Linked DNA regions of Homo sapiens: region 2 is linked to region 1. The links are chromatin contacts, found by Hi-C or POLR2A ChIA-PET in ENCODE. All regions are on one chromosome and are shown on one strand. The core of a region is the stretch at or near the end of the contact, and the rest is flanking DNA. Distances in the headings are between cores, read along the strand shown. Region 1 overlaps KCNMA1 (potassium calcium-activated channel subfamily M alpha 1). Region 2 overlaps KCNMA1 (potassium calcium-activated channel subfamily M alpha 1).

Region 1 (4,329 bases), core at 1,025-3,524:
TCAGTTTGCTGTGATATCACAAAGGCCACCATGTCCCTTGAAAATTCAAGACTAGGACATTGGAAAAGAGAGAGATAAATCTCCCGTTTTTAGGTTTATGCTGAGCAAAGACTAATGACAAATAATTAGAAGCTAGGACCAGTTTTCCAAGTAACAACCTACCTGATCATCAGTCCTACATGTTCCTGACTCCACCTGGGTGTGCACCAAGTGACCAGGATGATGATACCCTTTCATGTCTTTCTGAATAATGTTACCTGATTTGATTTTGCTTAGATCTAACAAATATCTAAATAAAAAGATATACCTTTTAAAAGCACTTCTTGGGCTAAATGCCTCAGGAAATGCAATTATTGATCGTTTTCATAGTGTTTAGTAAAACTATTAATTCAACTTTAAAAGAAATGAAATGGTACTACTAGGAAGAAATATCGCATTTGTTAAAGCATGTTGGCACTGCATTCAACATCATTGATTAGTAAATTGTGATCATTTTCTCTCCTTGAAATATTTTTTTTTTGCCTTAGGGCTGTCTAATGACTTACTTTAAAACTGCTTTCTTTTCCTTATTTTTTTTAAACTTGTATACTTCTTTCTTGTATTCTCAGAATGGACTTTTATAAAACACAACTGTCAGGATCTGTTTTCTCACTGCATTTCTTTTTTTGTCATTTCAAATAGATACTTTGCATTTTAGACATGCCTTGGTTGTAAGCTGAGAAAAATGAAAGGCGAGGCATTCCAAGCTGTGATAATCCTAGGGTAGGAATAACAGTTCCTAGACAATTCTTGATGATACTAGCTTGTCAGCATCCCTTAGCCCAAGAGTAGGCACTAAGCAGTCAGAATGAAACAAAGCCGAATGCTTCTTATCTTATTTTTAGGTTTTCTTCATGAAATCTGATCTTCTACAATCTGGGGGCTTAGTAGATTGAAGCTCTTCCCACAGTCCTTTTTCCTCCTATTCTATTAACCATATCCCATGTATTATATTGAAATGGACTTTGCTTAGAATTTCATAACATGTTCTTTTGGTAACCAGTAAAAAGATCCTTTGAATGGGAGCATTTCGCTTTTTGAAAGGAGCTTAAATGTAATTACAGTACAGACCTGTGCAGGCAGGCGATCCTGCCCAGCACGTTGGCATATTCTCACTTTATGAACGTTTTCATCTGGGGGCTTGGCGAAGGAAACATCTGATTCTCTTTTGTGAGATTCTTCAGTACAGAGACCCATTCCTCTTTCCCAGAAAAACACAGTGATTCCTCATAAAATGAAAGGATTTCTGAAGCCCAACAGAAAGTGGGGATACAGAGATCCATTCACAGAGACAGAAGAGAAAATCCTAAGAAATCGGCTTCCTGGGGCCATCCTAGGCCTCTCACAGAGATGTTTTTATAATGATAGGAATAACATCTCTAGAGAAGTTCAAAGATAGGACAATAAAATTAAAAGAAGGGCCTGCAGGAGGAAGCAAGGAGAAAGACACTTCACCCCACTGAGCAGGTAATTCATCATATTTCTTTCCAAATTTATACCCAAAAATCTAGTGGATGTCATTGATATGGTGGAAATAGCTATTTATTATTATTTTTCTTTTTTTGAGACAGTCTCACTCCGTTGCCCAGGCTGGAGTGCAGTGGTATGATCTTGGCTCACTGCAACCTCTACCACCCGAGTTCAAACCATTCTCCTGCCTCAGCCTCCCGAGTAGCTGGGACTACAGGTGTTCACCACCACTCCCAGCTAATTTTTGTATTTTCAGTGGAGGTGGGGTTTCACCATGTTGGCCAGGCTGGTCTCGAACTCCTGACTTTAAGTGATCCACCTGCCTCGGCCTCCCAAAGTGCTGGGATTACAGGCTTGAGCCACCATACTCAGCCAGCTATTTATTATTTCTGAAACATGGGCAGGGGAAACCTAATTTTGATAAATAAATGATTTTCAATGTTAATTAGAAGCAAGAAGGAAAGAAAAAAAAAGGAAAAGAAATGTTCCAGGAGATGAGACATTACTTTCATGAAGTTGTCAAGAAGGAAATGAAAAGTGTGCATACTTGAAGATATGATTGTATAATCATAGGGGTTAATAAGTCATTGCCATTTTCCCTATTAATGATGACAGTTTGTTTTAAAGGTAACTCATCCTGTCTGATTTTCCATGGTGGTGTTGGTTTCTACTGCCCAGGTCCTTTATGACATTCCTAAGGAGTGACTCTAGCCTTGTACTCAGCAGACCCATGACTTCTAATCAGCAGCATCTCAGACACTCCGTTTTGGCTGTGAGGCTGCTAGGCTCTCAACAAAACTCCTAAATAGGAAAACTTACAAAACTTCCAGGCCTTAGCTGTCAGCCAAAGACGGAGCTAAGACACAGCTATTTTATTTCCTTGTGCAATAAAGGTATAATTGTCTTCTATGCCAGATGTCAGAAAGACTTCTACCAGGTCTTTCTCTGTGTGTTCTTAAAAAAAATCCTCAACAACAACAACAACAATAACAACAACAACAACAACAAAACTTCAAGATGTTAGAAATAGATATAAGCCATTATAATTATCCTTCAGCATCACATATAAATTCATGTGTAACTTTAAACAAGCTGGTGTCCTTGTGGTGACTATCTATGTTATGTGACATTGTTTTCTGTTCGTCAAAGTGAAGCAGCAGATAAATGGAACAACTGTTTTTTAAACATAATTATTTTTTTTTCCAGATGTTCTCAGGCTTCCTACATTCAGGATCAGCAAGTCTTCAGCATTGGTACTCTTTGTTAGTGTAGACCTTGAGTGCCCTGCTGAGGGGCTTGTGTGCCATTCTGCTTGAGTGCAGATGTGCCAAGAGGTACAAGAGTTGGAACTGTAATAGACCTCTTAGGCTACTGGCTGAAATACTAAGGTTCAGAATAAGAAAGAGATACGTCTCAGGCATCTCATTATCCGCAACTGTCAGTCCGGAACTCAGAACAGGCTGGTTCTAGCTGTCGATTCAATAGTTTTAGCTTCTGTACTCCAAATCCTTACAGGTAGACCCATAGCAAGGTGCCATTGCCAGGGTCATGCCATCCAGGTATGACAGGACTATGTCAAAGCCAGGTAGGAGGGCAAGAAAAGGGAGTATAAGGCATAAGTTAAATAGGGGACTGGTGAGATGACCAGGGGAGGCCCAAAGAGTCCAAGGCAAACATCTGGAGAAGGCTCAGACAGAATTTTGAAGTCTGCATCTAGTAACAGCCCAAAGAAGTCCCACAGTGATTTGACAGTCTGTTATGCTATGGGAGTACCAGCCTACCTGCCCAACCGTGCCCTGATTGGCCAGCCTTTGGCAAATAGAGAGCTCTTCTTTTCTCTTAGGAGCCTCTGCCATCCCCTGTATGAATATGAGGGCTTCTTATTTGGGAAGCCTTGATATGAAGTGCCTTGAAACTGTACCCTGAGCTACTTTCTCTAGGATGCCCTCTCTTTCAGAAATGTGAGCTCCAGGCTGTTGCTCCCCAATGGCTAGGGGTTGTTGGCTATCCCTGGTTATAGATTATTGTTTATCAGCCTCCTAGCACATAGGTGGCAATTTTAATATCCAGAAAAAAAAGGCATAGGAAGCAGAATGTAGTGGTTACATGAATAGTCTATTCTTGTTTCCCTAGGACTAAATTCCTGTAGATGTGAGAGGAGTATGGATCCAGGGGTCAGAGGTTCCATTCCCCATGCCAGCATTTGTGTCTAGATTCTCAGCTCTCCATTCAGACCTGGGACTTCTCTTCTCTTTCCTTTCCCCCATTTCTAATCACCTCATCTAGGCTGTCCTGTTTTGTGAGTGGTCCCAGAGTGGGGTTGGGGTTGGATGGAGAGCATATATTTGTGCTGGGAGGCTGGGGATGTTTGTGTGTACACGTTGTGTGGGTGCCCACCCACATGAACCACTCCATACCTATACATGGCTCATTGACCCTGCCCTCGAAGAACTTTCACTCTGTCTTCTGGTATATGTGCATAAGTGCATATGCATTTAGTGCTATTTGAATCACCTACTCCATCCCATTCCTTTTCTAGATAAATAAGGGTTCCCTAAAAAAAAGGGATGGCTAGAATCAGTGGAGGGAGTGGAACGAGTGAGTAGAATTGGTCAGTCATGATTCCTAAGACAGTTTAGTGAAAACTAAAATCAAGCAATACTTGTTTGGAAAGACTCTGTTTTATGTAGTAGCTTAGCTCTGATTTATTACATAGAAGTTGCTGGCAAATATGAACACTAATTCTACTCTGGTAACAACTGTGATTGAAATAATTGTAGTCTGCAGATAAGCTGGAGAAAACAAGCATTAGTGGGTAGG
Region 2 (4,018 bases), core at 1,279-3,778, 45 kb before region 1:
TTGCTAGGTACTGGGGAATTTTGAGTACTTATGTATAATGCTAGATCTTTTCCATTAAGACATTTAAATTATACATATTTTTACAAGGGGCAGGAAGTCCAGCCATATATAAAGGAAAAATAAGATAACAAAACAAGAACAAGTAAGGCATCGCTAAGCAATATATCAATGACTAATATGAGCATTGCACACAGTAAGTGCTGAAGGTTGAGGAGTTGAAAAGATAGCTGGATGCTATAACATGTTTTGGCTGTAGGGGAGATTTTGAGTTGAATAGACAGAAAACTCAGTCTGCCCTCAACTCTAGGAGTCCACAAGAGAAGACTCTCATTATGGCCTGTACTCGGGCTTTGTGATTTTCAGTATACGCTAAAGTCAAGCAAAACCTTGCCTTGAAATCAGCTACTGAGATTAGGGATTGAGAATGCTTCAGGGACGGCATAAAATAATCAGAGAAGCGGACTCTATCCAGTGGCAGTAATACCTGTTGTCCAATGATAGATGATTAAAACTTTTGGAAATTTTTATTTGGAAATTTCCAGAAGCATCTGAATGGCATCCACTCCATCTTTTTGAAACTGAGGTCAGTGTGCGACGTGCTTTGCAGGGGTCTTGTTACGAACTTGCCACATACAGAGCATCACAGGGGCATGATGGGGAGGAGAGTCTGCAGTAAAATGAGCTTGTGCTGCTCGCAAACAGGCCACAGTGTGGGCATGGTTGTTGGCCTGAAGACCAGCATTTGCCTCCAGCTCCGTGCTGTGATTTCCATGGACTCTAGGTACGTTGGCTTTGTTGAGCCAATTCTTCCATAAGAATATTAAATATTATATTTTGCGGCTGCATTGGTATAAGAATGAATATAATCCAGGCTGGATTTATTATTGTTGTTATTATTACTATTATTTTTAGAGACACGGTCTCACTCTGTCACCCAGGCTGAAGTGTACTGACATGATCATAGCTCACTGTAACCTTGACCTCTTTGGCTCAAGTGATCCTTCAGTCTCAGTCTCCTGAGTAGTTGGGATTACAGGAATGCACCACCATGGCTGGCAAATTTTTTTTTTTTCTTTGAGACAGGGTCTCACTCTGTTTCCCAGACTGGAGTGCAGTGGTGCAATCATGGCTCACAACAACCTCTGCCTCCAGGGCTCAAGTAATCTTCCTGCCTTAGCTTTCCGAGTAGCTGGGACTACAGCTGGGCACCATCATGCCCAGCTAATTAAAAAAAATTATTGTAGAGATGGGGGGGTCTCACTGTGTTGCCCAGACTGGTTTTAAGCTCCTGTGCTCTAGCAGTCCTCCCACCTCAGCTTCCCAAAGTGTTGGCATTGCAGGCGTGAGCCACTGTGCCCAGCCTGGATTCGTTGTTATTATTCGTCATTTATTATTATATTTATTTTCTTCTGATTTTAAAGAAGTTAAAATTTAGACTTTTTTGTGTCCCATAAGTACAGTGGCCTCAGGCACTGTGCCTGCACTGCCTGCTGGAGAAATTGACTTTATTTCTCCCTTTCCAACAGCCCCATCCTTCTGGAAATTTTCACAGATAAGAAAACATGCTCAGAGACAGATGCCTTATACTAAACCCCTTCAATGTGGTCTAATTGTTTCAAATGAGAAAATTAAAATAAGCATTTTATTTTAAGCCCTGTCTGATAACTTGGCTTTGGGAAATAGGAACTTCAGCAACCCAGCATTCAAAACAATGGATACAACAAAAATTTTAAGACAACTTAATAGTCTTGCTTTTCTCCCGAGTTTTGGAAAAACATGTGCCTTTTCCATTCTTTTATCTGACAATGAGTCTTACTGGTTTAAGAGATCTGTTCGCTGAGAGTGCAACAGTACAAAATAACATTTTTTTCATCTGATGTTTGCAAATTCATCTGGACAGGGAAGGGCAGACATTGGAAATGAGTGAGGCGGATCTGGTGAGGACTGCAATGAGAGCTGAAGCCTCACCTGAAGTGGCTTCCCAGGTCCAGCTGATTGTTCCTATGCAGAAATGCAGGCTCTAGTGGCCAGATCTTCCTGTGTTTCAAAGAGGAGACAGAATACTGCATTTTATGTTGAATCTCCAATTTTAAAATATTGGCCTCAAATCCAAAACTCTTAAAGTACTTGCAGGCCAAGCAAAACACCTCTGCAGGCCAGATTTGGGCCTCCTGTTTTCAGCCTCTATTCTAAACTGTCTCTCTTTCTGGTCTTGAATTGGCTGTGCTCCCTGAGTGCCAGGAAACGTTCTTAACCCTTGCTCCTCCATCTGCCAAAAAGGACCCCTTCTCTCTCTAAGATGGGAAGCCTTTGGTCTCAGGGTGCCCCGGGTCGTTTGCCATCTAACACATTTTCAAACACTGCTTAAATTTCCATTTTTCTCGAGGCAAATACTGTATGCCACACCAATAAATCATCTACAGCTTACTGTAAGCCCCAGAGCTACATATCACTAACTCTACATCATCTCTGAAAATAACGTTGTTAGAAGCTCATAAACATACACTCTGTTTGTTTAAGAACTGCAAGAGCTTTTAAAACATGGTTGCTAAGTCACAGGGCATATTTTCCAGGACATAAATGGAAGTGAACATATGCCCCTTAAATTGTCAGATTCTTTTTTTATAAGAAGAGAGGCCCAAATCTGTCTGTTCTGCCAGGATATTAACTTGACCAAAGAAGAGTTGATTATACTAAGTGTGTAAGTGTTAGTAATTATTGGAAACTATCCTCTGACTTACTTAGCTAAATGGGCACATTGTATGAAACTTGATTTAGTTTCTAGCATATGTAGGTATAAGGTACAGGTTGACATGGATAAATCCTGGCTTTAGTTTTCATGAACCCTAAAGTTCACAATTTGCTGAACTTTGTATTTAATATTTACTGATGAAATTCTTACGGTGTCGTCCCTTCCAAAACAAAATCGGAGGCATACTTAGACTTTTCCCCTGAGACATGGTCCCAAGTCTAGGCTACAACTTCATCACTGACCCTTTTTCATGGAAATTTGGCAGTTAGTGATAGGTAGCGTCTGAGCTTATAGCTCAGATATTTTCAAAGTAGGAAGTAGATGGCCCTATTAATATCAACTGCCATTTCAGTAGAGCTGCCTCATCAGTCTCTTTTCCCCGTGGAAGACACTCACACCACCTTTTACCTATCAGGACACTCTCAGGAAGAAATAGTAGGTAGGGCTCCAGGACCTCTGATGGTGGAATCTACTAGAATGCAGTTGTCCTTAACAAGGATACCTATCTCATGTTGCTCATCACACCCATGCAGAGACCTGCCACCTTGTAATTTGAGAGCTGGAATTTCCATACACCCGCTACCCTCACTCCATGCCAGAAAATGCAGAAAATGAACCCATGGCCCAGTTTGAGATACAATTGATCTTGAGGCCCCAGAGAGAACTGCAGGGACAGTGTGCAGAGAAGGTGAAAATAACGTGGATGCTATTAGATGACTGTACCTAGCATGTGCTTTTCCTCTAGCAGTGGGAGGAAGTGGCACAGGAGTGCATTAAGGAGTTTGCCCTCTTCATAATAGCATGAGTAGAAATAATAAGGCAAGGCCTTTAAAGAACAGCATTAATAATTGAAAGGTGCTCCAGGCAGCCATGTGGTCTTCCAGTGCCTTTGAGTACAATCTGTTATCAGGTACGAGGTGAGGCTGAGGAGTAGACAAGGAGGGTGCATTTGGCGGCTGTGTCTGTGTGCATGCATGTGCTTATGCTTGGAGGAAGTATGAATAAGATTTGGCAGCTACAGCAAGTAAAATTATAGAAGGCAATGTATGTATATTACCATGTAGACTGGTGGTGGTTCTTTTGTGGGTCAAACACCCATTTGGGAATTGGATGAAAGCTGCAAAAATTTTGCCTGCCAGGTACCCTATAGTTGGTCAATGAAACCCAAACTAAGGATTTCTATTCTCTTAAGATGGATTCATCTGCTCATTCACTCCTGTTTCTTCTGCCATGAAGATCAGGTGACTGCCAGAGGGCCATCTTCAA

What was found. A loop is a pair of places that touch in the nucleus more often than their neighbours do. ChIA-PET counts read pairs that join two places held with the same protein, here RNA polymerase II (POLR2A). Pooled maps may share reads with other maps.
Region 2: a loop to region 1 is called in a map of PC-3, with 4 times the contacts of the local background. The contact joins two enhancer-like sites. A Hi-C loop is called at or near these places in 11 of 168 maps with a recorded cell type or tissue (Caco-2, Calu3, PC-3 and 6 more), 1 of 37 single-sample maps with no recorded cell type and 13 of 50 pooled maps. POLR2A ChIA-PET finds 5 or more read pairs at or near these places in 4 of 52 experiments (A673, GM12878, HepG2 and 1 more).

Annotation. Positions count from the first base shown.
Region 1 is chr10:77,193,221-77,197,549 of GRCh38, reverse strand. All of the region lies in intron 3 of KCNMA1 (potassium calcium-activated channel subfamily M alpha 1), which reads left to right. Among named protein-coding and RNA genes, the nearest start is that of KCNMA1-AS2, 55 kb to the right of the region's middle. Within about 2 kb of position 2,274, at least 6 of the 41 ENCODE cell types and tissues checked have a DNase peak (open chromatin) inside an H3K27ac peak, as active enhancers do; they include PC-3, where a contact is called at or near this core.
Region 2 is chr10:77,238,706-77,242,723 of GRCh38, reverse strand. The region is part of intron 3 of KCNMA1 (potassium calcium-activated channel subfamily M alpha 1); the gene reads left to right. Among named protein-coding and RNA genes, the nearest start is that of KCNMA1-AS2, 100 kb to the right of the region's middle. Within about 2 kb of position 2,528, at least 3 of the 41 ENCODE cell types and tissues checked have a DNase peak (open chromatin) inside an H3K27ac peak, as active enhancers do; they include PC-3, where a contact is called at or near this core.